2 separate regions of the Mus musculus genome follow, and region 1 is linked to region 2. The links are chromatin loops, found by intact Hi-C in ENCODE. Cell type or tissue: left cerebral cortex. All regions are shown on one strand.

Evidence for each region. Peaks named below come from ENCODE experiments on the same cell type or tissue, not always from the same donor. Only the 100,000 strongest peaks of a DNase experiment are listed, where the experiment ranks them.
Region 1: it touches region 2 in a loop (2.1-fold over the local background); 3 of 42 quality-filtered maps call a loop at or near these places.

The regions. Positions count from the first base shown.
Region 1 is chr3:39,009,351-39,011,850 of GRCm38, forward strand. Fat4 (FAT atypical cadherin 4) reads left to right here. Exons shown (of 17, transcript NM_183221.3): 17 at 1-2,500. The coding sequence ends at 1,492. Among named protein-coding and RNA genes, the nearest start is that of C230034O21Rik, 120 kb to the left of the region's middle. In left cerebral cortex, a CTCF peak has its summit at 1,050 (motif pointing right); DNase peaks (open chromatin) are centred at 1,119, 1,410 and 1,994; H3K27ac peaks cover 270 bases.
Region 2 is chr3:39,219,556-39,222,055 of GRCm38, forward strand. No RefSeq gene overlaps it. Among named protein-coding and RNA genes, the nearest start is that of Gm42214, 56 kb to the right of the region's middle. In left cerebral cortex, a CTCF peak has its summit at 1,357; a DNase peak (open chromatin) is centred at 678; H3K27ac peaks cover 622 bases.

The DNA of each region.
Region 1 (2,500 bases), 210 kb before region 2:
AGGGGGACACGTGTGTGTCCAGAGTCAGGGTCCAGATGAGATATCCTTACCTCTGTGGGCAGTGCCTGCAATTGTGGGCAGCTGTGCCACAGCCCTAGCGCTGCTGGTCCTCAGTTTGATTCTATGCAACCAGTGCAGGGGAAAGATGCCCAAAAACCCCAAAGAGGAGAAGAAGCCGAAGGAGAAGAAGAAAAAGGGCAGTGAGAATGTAGCTTTTGATGACCCAGACAACATCCCTCCCTATGGGGATGACCTAGCTGTTAGGAAGCAACCTGAGGGGAATCCCAAGCCGGACATCATAGAGCGAGAGAACCCCTATCTAATCTTCGATGAGACTGACATCCCCCACAACTCAGAGACCATCCCTAGTGCCCCGCTGGCTTCCCCTGAGCAGGAGATTGAGCACTATGACATCGACAATGCCAGCAGTATCGCGCCCTCAGATGCAGACATCATCCAGCACTACAAACAGTTCCGAAGCCACACGCCTAAGTTTTCCATCCAGAGGCACAGTCCTCTGGGCTTCGCCAGGCAGTCCCCTATGCCCTTGGGAGCAAGCAGTCTGACCTACCAGCCTTCTTCATATGGCCAAGGGTTAAGAACCAGCTCCCTTAGCCACTCGGCCTGCCCCACTCCCAACCCTCTGTCCAGGCACAGCCCAGCTCCTTTCTCCAAACCATCTGCCTTCTACAGGAACAGCCCAGCCCGGGAACTGCATCTTCCTCTGAGGGATGGGGGTACGCTGGAAATGCATGGGGACCCCTGCCAGCCTGGCATGTTCAACTATGCCACCAGGCTAGGGAGAAGAAGTAAGAGCCCTCAGGCCATGGCATCTCATGGATCGAGACCAGGGAGTCGCCTCAAACAGCCCATAGCACAGATCCCTCTAGAATCTTCTCCTCCCGTGGGACTCTCCATAGAGGAGGTAGAGAGGCTCAACACCCCTCGACCCAGAAACCCCAGCATCTGCAGTGCAGACCATGGGAGGTCCTCTTCTGAAGAAGACTGTAGAAGGCCCCTGTCCAGAACCAGGAACCCAGCAGATGGCATCCCTGCCCCAGAATCGTCTTCTGACAGTGACTCCCATGATTCTTTCACGTGCTCAGAAATGGAATACGACAGGGAGAAGCCCGTGGTCTACACTTCCAGGATGCCCAAGTTATCTCAAGTCAACGAATCCGATGCAGATGACGAAGATAATTATGGAGCCAGACTGAAACCCAGAAGGTACCATGGACGCAGGGCTGAGGGGGGACCAGTGGGTACCCCTGCAGCAGCGTCTGGGGCTGCAGACAGCACCCTGAAGCTGGGGCAGCAGGCAGGCAACTTCAACTGGGACAACCTTTTGAACTGGGGCCCAGGCTTTGGTCATTATGTGGATGTCTTTAAAGATTTGGCCTCTCTCCCAGAAAAAGCAGCTGGTAACGAAGAAGGTAAAAGTGGGGCAGCTAAACCAGCCGCCAAAGATGGGGAGGCAGAACAGTATGTGTGAGGTGTATGTGTGGGCAAGAAACACTCAAAGCACGGTGTGGCTTCCCACCAGCGGGGGTCACCTTTGTAAAACAGGCCAGTATAGACCGGTGGCCAGGGACACATTTAAAGTTAACCACAAAGCTGCTCACATAGACTCCAAACGACTGACTCTTTAATTTAAATGTGCTCAGTGGAACGGAATGATCCTCCTGCATGCATCTTGTTTTGTGATGAGTTTTGGGGCATGCAACATTGGGAAGTGTTGCTTTGTGTTTGGTTTGTGGTTTTTTGCCGTTTATACCATTGCAGTTGTAGACTCGAGCTTGTGCTTTCACAGTGGGGTTGCTTGTTTCCATTGTAGTGTTACGGTTGTGTTTTACCTTGCAAGATCATTTAAGTTTAGCCAACCCGTGTGGAGTGCAGGAAGGAGGACTTCCCACCTTGGAGGGATGAAAGGCTGCACATTTAACACTCTTCAGATGAATAGATTCATATGTGATGTCGCTCAGACACAATAAGGGCTTGTTTTACATGACGGTGGGTACTAAGAATAAGTCATTTTGTTCCGCACTTTAAAGCTTTCTTAAAAACTGTGTTGACACTTGTGTGTCTCCGTGCGAACAGTCATGGCCTCCTGACTTACCTCAGGCTTCCAGGAAGAACAAGATGACCACATACTGTCCCCAGAACACTGCCACCTTTCCTCTTCCGGGATAACATTCTCAGCGCACTTCTAAGAGACAATTTTTAAAGTTATTTATTGAAGAAAAAAAGTTCTATGCTTTTAACATTGTAACAAATTGACCTATGCAGGCCCTAATTGGTTTTATTTTCTATCCATTCAACATTTACCCCAAGTACCCAGTTTTTATAATTTATATAAAGTCAGATTGCAATGTTTCTTACTTTCCGTCGTTTTGTAGATCATTTTTTTAATACTGTGTAAAACTTTTTTTTTTTTTTTTTTACACCTGAGCTGTGGTTTTGATACTGATATTTTCCTATGCCGGAAACTTTTCTTGCTTTC
Region 2 (2,500 bases):
GTAAGGGGGACTTTTGGTATAGCATTGGAAATGTAAATGAGCTAAATACCTAATAAAAAATGGAAAAAAAAATATCCAGAAAAAAAAAGAAAGAAAGAAAGAAAGAAAGAAAGAAAGAAAGAAAGAAAGAAAGAAAGAAAGAAAGAAAGAAAGAAAGAACCTCCTAAGTCCAAGGAAAATTATCCAGAGCCGTCTGGGGTGGTGGTGCGCTTTGTTGTTTACAAAGAAGAGCCTTTCACACCTAATATGTGATTTTCTTACTGCAAATTAATTTCTTTAAAGAAAACTCTTACTAAACAACAACAAAGGAGATAGTTTCACTTCTGAGTACATGCTGTGGATTGCTCTCTCAAATCATGCAGCCTTATTATGGTGGTCAATAGAGTGTCCACGCTGAACTCTGCTGATCCAACACGCAGGCACTGTGAAGAAAATGCGTTGCTATTTTAGTGGTTCTGTTTCTAAGCAATGCTTTTTCAGCACAGGTCTACAAAATAGGACAGATTCTTCACTCAGTGTAAGGGACAAAACAAAAGAGGGCCACGCCCCTTCCTCGGGTCTTGCCTTCATTGTTCAGTCCTGAGCAGCCCTTGTGATGTAAGAGACTGGGAACAGAAAGCTTTGACCAGATCAAAAGCTGAGTGAGTTTAGGAAAGGGAGACTTCCAGTGACTGGGGCTTGGACTACAGCAAATGAATCTAAGATTAGATTTGGAGCCCCAGGTCCTCGGACAGTCCCTTGCCCGCTTGCTTTCCCATCCCTGCCTCTTTCACAAGGAAAGAAATAACAACTTTCTCTTCCTGTTAGTCTAGGTGCTTAAAAGTAACACATTCCAGCAAGCAGGAGGGGGAGGCTCGAAGCAGCGGGACACAGTAAATCTTGCCAAGGGGCCAGCATTTCCTGGTTCACAATTGCAGGAAAGGCCTTGCTCCCTTATCAAGGGGACCTGGATGCTTTCATAGGCAATTGTTTTAAAAGCTAAACAACATTAAATATTGTATGTGGTGCGCAAGACTTGTGGGGAGGAAGCCCCGCTCCAGATGGATCGGACAATGGTTTTGTCTGATGCTTTGTTCTTTTTTTTATTGGTGAAAAAGAAAAATTCGGGGTAATGTCTGTATGCAACTTTGCTTTCAGTAAAGTTTCTGCTGTTCTAGAAAACAATAGCGGCTGGAACAATGGACGTTTCCTTTTCAATAAGTGCTTCCTTGAAACTGTACTGAGAGAAAATAGACACAGGTTAGCAGCAATGGAATGGCAGTCCCTCTGAGGAAACCAGCCCTAATGAAGCACATGGGCTCCACAAGCTCCTGAGAAAGTGAGGAAATGTCTTACTGGGTGGGGACAGACACCCCCTAATGGCCAGGGAAGACAGTGAGTGTCAAACTATTCCTATCAGAGTGTATAACAAATCACTTGGCCATCAGCTGGTGACCCTGTGGGAAACACATAAACAGAGAGTGTATATTCATAGCATCTAAACTATACTTATATTTTTAATATGAATTATTAAGTATAATGAGTAATATGCATTTAAGTATACACACACGCGCACACACACATTCATCCTGTCTCAGAAAATTCTGAATGTTGGCTAGGAGAGAGAACAGACTGCCACACAATAATATGAAAGTGAATACCCACAGTGTCTATACTCTGCTCATTGTCCCTGAATATCTAGCCATCAAAATGCTTCATAAATCAATTTTTACCATTTATACTAACTCACAGGGACATCATTTCATTAAAAAATAAAATGAGGGGCTGGAGATATAGCACAGTGGTTAAAAAGGACTTCTTGTTCTTGCAGAGGACCTGGGTTTAATTCCAAGAACCCACTTAGCAGCTCACAACCATCTATAACTCCAATTCCAGAAGATCTGACACCTTTTCTCCTCCTCCCCCTCCCTTCCCCCTCTTCCTCCTTCTCCTCCTCTTCCTCCTGTTCCTCTTGCTCTTCCTGCTCCTCCTCTTTTCTCCTCCTCACCTCCTTGGGTACTCATATGGTGGTGGAAATACTTAGATCTTGATAAAGCAGTTACACACATAAAAACAAAACAATCTAAAGACATAAAAATGCATTCTAAGGTAAAATGATACCAGTGGTATAGTTGATGTCTGTGAAAAACCTGTACGGAGTTTGTTTCTGAAATACTACTGGGTATAACAATATGTCCCCTTTTATGAAACTCTCCCAGTGTGAATCAGAATCTGAATTCTGCATATGAGATAGTGACCTTCCACATAGAACATTTCTCATACAGTAGAATAATTCTGGAGGAGAGCTTTCTGCAGCCACCATGGCACTTCACTGAGATACTTTGGAATCAAGGAGAAGGGAGGTAGTGAGTGGTGTAGTGAGGACAGCTTAAAAAAATATTAAAGACTTATTTCCAGGGAGAAATATTATTTGACCTACAAAACAAAAAGAAGAAGTTTCAATTAAAGAAAGAGAAGCAAGTGATGTATTTTTAAAAATGAATGGCAATATTTATAAAAT